2 separate regions of the Homo sapiens genome follow, and region 1 is linked to region 2. The links are chromatin contacts, found by Hi-C or POLR2A ChIA-PET in ENCODE. All regions are on one chromosome and are shown on one strand. The core of a region is the stretch at or near the end of the contact, and the rest is flanking DNA. Distances in the headings are between cores, read along the strand shown.

Evidence for each region. A loop is a pair of places that touch in the nucleus more often than their neighbours do. ChIA-PET counts read pairs that join two places held with the same protein, here RNA polymerase II (POLR2A). Pooled maps may share reads with other maps.
Region 1: a loop to region 2 is called in a map of naive thymus-derived CD4-positive, alpha-beta T cell, with 4 times the contacts of the local background. The contact joins the promoter of UFC1 here to the enhancer-like site in region 2. A Hi-C loop is called at or near these places in 2 of 168 maps with a recorded cell type or tissue (mammary epithelial cell and naive thymus-derived CD4-positive, alpha-beta T cell) and 7 of 50 pooled maps. POLR2A ChIA-PET finds 5 or more read pairs at or near these places in 1 of 52 experiments (activated CD4-positive, alpha-beta memory T cell).

The regions. Positions count from the first base shown.
Region 1 is chr1:161,152,006-161,155,735 of GRCh38, forward strand. It overlaps UFC1 (ubiquitin-fold modifier conjugating enzyme 1), which reads left to right and starts at 1,973. Exons shown (of 6, transcript NM_016406.4): 1 at 1,973-2,115. The coding sequence starts at 1,993. RefSeq lists enhancers at 1,555-2,335, 1,573-2,772, 1,661-1,710, 1,801-1,850, 1,891-2,280.
Region 2 is chr1:160,835,658-160,839,522 of GRCh38, forward strand. It overlaps CD244 (CD244 molecule), which reads right to left. Exons shown (of 9, transcript NM_016382.4): 4 at 3,282-3,392; 5 at 2,794-2,861; 6 at 538-597. Among named protein-coding and RNA genes, the nearest start is that of CD244, 25 kb to the right of the region's middle. RefSeq lists enhancers at 1,555-2,069, 2,073-2,202. Within about 2 kb of position 1,999, at least 12 of the 41 ENCODE cell types and tissues checked have a DNase peak (open chromatin) inside an H3K27ac peak, as active enhancers do.

The sequences.
Region 1 (3,730 bases), core at 723-3,222, 320 kb after region 2:
GAGTGAGACTCTGTCTCAAAAACAAAACAAAACAAACAAACAAAAAAACTTACTGCCACAGGCTGGAATGATTCACTGAATAAACAGTGAAATAAACATAAATAAAATAAATAAATATATTTTTAAAAATTTTGGTCTTACTTTGACCCCCCAGGCTGGAGTGAAGTGGTATAATCTTGGCTCATTTGCAATCTCGACCTCCGGGGTTCAAGAGATCCTCCTGCTTCAGCCCCCAAAATAGTTGGGACTACAGGTGCCCGCCACCACTCCGGCTAATTTTTGTATTTTTTGTACAGCTGGGGTTTCACCACGTTGCCTAAGCTATTTTCGAACTCCTGGGCTCAAGCCATCTGCCCACCCCGGCCTCTGAAAGTGCTGGGGTTATCTGCGTGAATCACCGCACCCGGCCAAACAAGATATTTAAATCTATAATTAACGTTTTTAGGTTTTATTTATTTTTTGAGACGGAATCTTGTTCTTGTTGCCCAGGCTGGAGTGCAATGGCAGGATCTCGGCTCATTGTAACCTCCGCCTCCCGGGTTCAAGCGATTCTCCCGCCTCAGCCTCCAAGTAGCCGGGACTACAAGCGTGCGCCACCATGCCTAGCTAATTTTGTATTGTTAGTAGAGACGGGTTTCACCAGTCAGGCTGGTCTGGAGCTCCTGACCTCAAGTGATCCACCTGCCTTGGCCTCCCAAGTTGCTGGGATTACAGGCTTGAGCCACCACGCCAGCCAAACAGGATATTTAAATTAAAGCCAAAATGGCCGGCGCGGTGGCTCACGCCTGTAATCCCAGCACCTTGGGAGGCTGAGGCAGGTGGATCACCTGAGGTCAGGAGTTCAAGACCAACCTGGCCAACATGGCGAAACCCGGTCTCTACTAAAAATACAAAATCAGCCGGGCGTGGTAGCACATGCCTGTAATCCCAGCTACTCAGGACGCTGAGGCAGGAGAATCAATTGAACCCGGGAGGCGGAGGTTGCGGTGAGCCGAGATCATGCCATTGCACTCCAGCCTGGGCAACAAGAGTGAAACTCGGTCTCCAAAAAAAAAAAAAAAAAAAGCAAAAATTAATGTGTTTAGATTTTAAGTCCAACTGGAGTTTGTTTATTGTTTCCCCACAAGTAATCCCAGCACTTTGGGGAGGCTGGGGCAGGAGGATCGCTTGAGCCCGGGAGATGGAAGATGCAGTAAGCTATGATCGTACCACTGTACTCCAGCCTGGGCAACAGATTGAGACACTGTCTAAAAAAAAAAAAGTCTAGGACTCAGTGAATGGCTAGACTAAGGCAGAAATCTTGCAGGGATTTGTCTTTTGATTCTGCATGGTTTCTAATCTTTATCAGGAGTTAAACATCCTTCTACAGGATAACTGCATCTAGAGGCAGGACTATATATAAGCAAAGGAAAAGTTCTTCGAAGAGGAAACACGAATCGCTCGTTTTAGGAAGTCAGTGCCTTGAAAAGCGCCTTGGGGTTGGGGGCTCGGGGCTGGGGGAGGGATAGCATTAGGAGAAATACCTAATGTAAATGACGAGTTGATGGGTGCAGCAAACCAACATGGCACAAGTATACCTATGTATCAAACTTGCACGTTGTGCACATGTACTCTAGAACTTAAGGTATAATAAAAATAAATAAATAAGTAAAAATGCCTTCAGCAGCCTGAAGTTCTAAGAGCTTTCCAAGTTTGGGAAGGTGTCCGGGTTTTCTGCGATTACTTCTCTGAGCATGAACGGAAGTCACCCTTTGTGCCTTATGCGGTGATTTTAATGATAGGTGTCATATATAGGACGGAGTAATCTGTTTACATTCTGTTCTTCTCGATGCACTCACAAGCGGGTAACTAGGTGACAAGAAAACAAAGATCTTATTCAAAAGAGGTCTTACAGCAACCCAACGTCTCATCTTCCCATAGTAAAGATGACGGCGCCTTGAGGTAAGCTACAGGCAACACCACTTCCGCGTTTCTCTTGCGCCCTGGTCCAAGATGGCGGATGAAGCCACGCGACGTGTTGTGTCTGAGATCCCGGTGCTGAAGACTAACGCCGGACCCCGAGATCGTGAGTTGTGGGTGCAGCGACTGAAGGAGGAATATCAGTCCCTTATCCGGGTTAGTTGTGTTTCTACAGTCTAACGCGTAGCATAAGGGTTGGGAGAAATCAGGTGTCCTCAATAATAGGCTCCGTGTGGAAGCCGCTTCCGGTTTTTAAGTTTAACGCCCAAATTCATAGAAATGGGACTATTGTGGGGCTCGGGGACTAAGGAGGGATGGTGGGGAGAGGGCAAAAAAGACTCGGGTGAGGTGCACAGTGGGGCCAGACCTTGCGGCTAAAAGCAGCAGTTATTTTAGGGATACGCTTCCCCAGAAGGTGACGTGTCTCCCTGGCTACAGGTGTTTGTTCACCTGGATGTGAACAAAAATCCTCAGGGCGCCAACTCCCAGTCCGCATCTCTCTGCCCCCTTCTTCACTCTTCACTGTTTTGTTTGTTTGTTTGACGGAGTCTCGCTCTGTTGCTAGGCTGGAGTGCAGTGGCGCGATCTCGGCTCACTGCAACCTCCGACTCCCGGGTTCAAGCGAGTCTCCTGCCTCAGCCTCCTGAGTAGCTGGGACTACAGGCGCGCGCCACCACACCCAGCTAATTTTTGTATTTTCAGTAGAGACGGGGTTTCACCGTGTTGGCCAGGATGGTCTCGATCCCCTGACCTCGTGATCCTGATCCACCCGCCTCGGCCTCCCAAAGTGCTGAGATTACAGGCGTGAGCCACCGCGCCTGGCCTCACTCTTCACTCTTTCAAGCCACATTAGGGCTGAAAATTCAAGTAGGTGTTAACTACAGAGAGTTGGGGAGTTTAGCTCATAGTTAGAAACGGGCTGTCTTCTCAGTTATCTCTACTGTGGAAGGTGAGAAAAGTTTGTCTTCCTTGTAGTTTCTGCCTGCTTCAAAGACCAGCAGTTCTAGTTCTCCTACCTCATGTATTCATTCACTAAAAAAAAAAAATTACTGTGCATATAGAACCTAGGGAGGAGATACCAAGCCGAATAAGGAGGAACTTACTGAGGTAGACAAAACCAGATCATTATAATACAGTGTTTAAGTGGAGAGAGACTGAGACAGATATGGACAGATATAAAGCGAGAAATGGCTAGGATGTTTTGAGAGCATAAGAGGAGACATCCAGTTTGCATTCGGTCACGGAAGGTTTCCTGGAAGAGGTAATGCTTGAGCTGAAACTTAAAGAGTAAACATAAGCTAGCCTGATAAAACATAAGAGTAGAAGGACATTCAAGCCAAAAGGGACAGCATGAGCAAAGGCATAGAATCTAGAAACGGCACAGGCACCAGCATGATGTGTTTGAAGAAACAAAGTAGCTCAGAGTTGTTAGAGCATCAAATGTGAGGCAGGGAATGGTAGACAAAGCTAGGAGACATATTTGAGCACTTGAATTTTCTCTTGGAGGCTTTGGGATACCGTTAAAAGTTATTAAGCTGAGGAATTACATGGCCGATTTGGGTTTAGATCAGTCACATTGGCAATAAGGGGAAAATACAATTGACAGGGACAAGACTGAAGGTAAGAGACAAGTTAGGCTGTCATTAATCTCAGCGAAACAAAAGGCAATCTAAACTAGGCAGTTGTGAGGATAGAGAGGAGAGGTAGATTTGTAGAATATTCAGAAGGTAAAATTAGCATAACATGGATTAGTGTAGTAAGGGATAGGGAG
Region 2 (3,865 bases), core at 749-3,248:
TCATGACACCAAATGCCACCTGTTCCCAAAAAAACCTATGGAAATAAAAAATAAATAAAGAGACCCTGTCTCTAAACAATAAAATTGTTTTAAAAGAAAAGAAAATGGACATTATTGCTAAGTCATAATAAAATAAAAGAGATCAATGCAGATTCATTCTTTCCTGAAAACGAATATAATAGGGAATAGGGATAAAAAGTGCAAGGGCCCCAAGTATTAGAAGCAGCAGCAGGGCAAGAAAGCAGAAGTTGAGTCCCCTAACCAGGTTTCTGCTCCTATAGACTTTATCTGGGCCAGACCTTCTGCCAGACACGGAAGAAGAAGGAATGTCCACATCAGGCTTCCCAGCTGTGTTAAGATGCTCTAGTATCACACGGATCTTTTCAAATAATGTGTTAATGCAACTGAAGCCAAGCTATCTTCTGGATTCTAGAAGCACCAAGATCTTATTCTGCCATTCAATGGTGTGAGTTTCAGGGGGGCATTAGGAAACCCCAGAGATAGGTATGGAATGGACTAGAGAAACTGGAGAGGTACCTGGGACTGGATCATAGAGTAGATGGTGCTCCCCCCTCCAGGAAAAGTCTGCTCCTGCTCCTGCACAAGAAATGGAGATGGGGTAACATGAGCGACAGTTCGGTCTGTCCAGATTTAGATTGAGTGGGGAAAAACAGCACAAAGAAGAGGGCTTTTCAGGAGACTGGGAGGGAGGTGGCAGGACTGGGGAGAGTCATTGATCCTCCCAAGATGGGAAGAGACAGGAAGAAGAGCAGTTTGGAGTGGAACCATTAGTATCAGGAGCAAGGAACCACCTAGGTGTGAGGGGTTCCAGCAACCCTGCTCAAAGAGAATGCTGTCACTTTCTTTCCTTTAGTAACTTAGAAACCCTTCCTTGCAGAGCTCTGAGTAGGGCTGTTATCTGAGCCTTACCTCAGAGCACTGAAATTCAGAAAGTTTAAACATTTCAAAGACCAAACACAGTTAAGCCCTCTCTAGATCATCTTTGAGGCCACCTTGCCCTTGACCTCAAGTCAGCGCCCTGGGCAGCTATAGTGCTGGGTGCAGCCCTGAACCCAAGGGCCAAAGCAGGAAGCAGAGCTTCCTGCTTCCCTTTTCTTGTTCCTACCCCTTAGGAAATCGGTGGTGGAGGTATTTCATGCTGCCGGCCACTGAAAGCATATTGCCAGTTTGGGTTCTACTGGGAGCCAGTGGAGGCAGCAGGGTTCATTAGGCAAGGTGCAAGCAAAATTCCTGGAAGCAAGAAGAAGCTAAGAGAAGCAGAGAACTGTCAGCTGTCCTTAGAGGCTGGGGAGTCATGGGCATCTGACAATGTCAATAACTTCATTTGTGTTTTAAAATACTGCAGGAGTTTGTTGCTTTTCTCTCCCGTCCAGACCCGTGTGAAGTGTTTCTAGAAAGATTAGAGCTGGGTCTCAAAGTGAGACCACATGAAACTTGAGATTTAGGCCTTCAAATTGGAGCCCTGAGACAATAGGGAGAGGCCAGAGAGGGCTGAGGCCAGGCAGGGAGGAGCTCTTGAGTCGGAAGAAGTAAGCTAATAGGCCTGAATCCCAAAGAGGTTTCCTTTGCTCTAAGTTGTTTTTCCTCCTGTGGTCTCCTAATCTCAAGTCATCTTCTTTTTGGAAAAATAGATTATTTTTAGCAAGCACCCGGGCATCACTGGCTGTGGGTAGATTCACATGCTTTCAGGAATTTGTACCAGAGTCTGGTAGCAGTGAGAGAAACAAAGTCCCCTTTTATTATTCACATTCCAATAGCCACTGCTTTATTTTTCACATTCCCATAGCCACTGCTGGGGCAAAAATAAATAAATAAATAAAGATAAAAATAAAAAAACAGGCATGGGGAGCTGCTCTAACAGCCTCTGAACCCAGAGGCATCTGGGAGAGGATGCTTGCCTGCTCTGCGAGGCTGCACAGGGCCTCACGTATGTGGCCAGCACGGAAGAGCCCCACCACATGTGCTTCCTGCGTGCTGCTGGGTCTCCACAGCAAAGCGCCAGGGGGCAGTGGAAAGAAGGCACTTCCGCCCCACTTCACCCACCCTGCCCCACTTCCTGCCAGCAGTTTGGTAGGCTCCATCAGAGCTTTTCCCCTGGGCCTGTCACCACATCTGCCCTAAGCGAGACACAGCAGTGGGGGCATCTGCAGGCCCTCTGCAATTTCCTCCTCTTCTAATTCTTGGATGACAGGCAGAGTTGGCCCCTGCCTGCTGCGAAGAGCAGGCGAGAGGCTCCTGGAGGAGCCTACTCAGGCTGGTGGGCTTTGTGCCAGGCTGGTTACTCTCTCTAGTACCTCAGCCACACTCAGGCCTCTTCTTCCAAAAGGCTGTGAATGCAGCCTATTGAGCCAGCTACAAAACTATTATGCTTTGGCTGGTCACACTTCCCAGCCTGTGTCACCATTAAGGGACTCATGAATGTAAGCCCTGACTCATTAGGAAAAAGAATTTGTGGTCAGACAACAAATACCACAGCAGCACTCTGCCTCTGTCATTGATTTCTGTTGTGCTCCATCCCTTCTCAGCAGGTGCAATTCTGCACCAAGATGCCCCTTCAGCCTCCCTTTCATCTCCTCTGCTCCTTTTGTTTCCTCTTTTCCTCCATCACCAGAACTAGGAAGCAGGTGGAGAAAAGATAGATGGGGAAGGGCTGAGGGTCACATCAAAAGGACAGTCGTTCAGTCCTTTTTGTCCCTCTGCTCTGAATAACCATCATTGAAAGAGCATTTTCCAAGCCAGCTGAGAGAGACCCCAGCCTCCGGGATGACATACGTGATTTCTCCTGGTTTTCAGATCCTTGACATCTTCGTAAATTGTCAAAAATTCCTTGGGACTGGTCTCTGAGGGAGGAAGAAAACAAAGAGCAGAGCTGCAGAAACCTCCAGAAGGGCTTTTGCTTCTAACAGGTCCCACCTCTACCCCAAATGGCCAAACCTTAAAAAAGGTTCTAGAAAGGAGGCAAGTTAATGCTCTTCCCAGGAACCCCAAAGAGCACAGAGGCAGCAACCGAACTGCCCCTCCCACACCTCCTCCCAAACCAGCTGTCTACAGGGAAATCTGCGCATTGGGATCAGAAGGCATGAACTGGGAGAGAGAGCCTAGCAACCTGCTTGCCCCCCGCCACCACGCACACAAACATACCAAAGCTCGTTGAGGAAAAGGAGATGCTGTGCTCCCAGACACATCCCACTGGACGCAGGACAAAGTCACAGGATCCAAGGCCTCAGGCAGGAGCACCACCCTAAGGACCTTCCACTCACCTGACTGCTTCTCCTTCCTCTTTCTCCTCCACACACAGAAGCAGGCAAGGGTGCCAAGGAACAGTGCGCTTAGAATCACGATGATCACCAAAAACGGCCAAAATCTGAATTCTGAGGAATACAGAAGGCGTGAGAACTGAGCTGTCAGCTCGCTCTCTTCTTCCTTCCCACCTGCCTGCTGCAGGGGCTGCCTCAAAACCCACTTTTCTCTGTGTTGTGGCTGATTGCCTCGTGCTCTGAGAACTCACGGTCAAGGTTTTCTCTTTGCTCATTTGGTTAACCTCCTCTGAGTGATGCCAAGAGCATAGATATATCAGACAGGCCTGGCTCAAATTCTAACCCTGTGAGCTCTGCACTATTTATTTAACCTCTCTGGGCCTCTCAAGTCATCTTATTTTTGGAAGATGCCTCAGAGCCTCTTAGATTTTCTCACCTGTAAAAGGGGATAACGTTATCTACCTATAGGGGTTAATTACATGATCTAATACAGTTGCCCTCCAAAGTTTTGAGTTCCACAATGTGGATTCAATGAATTGTGGATCCAGAATATTCAGGGAAAAAAAATGCATGTGTATTGAATATGT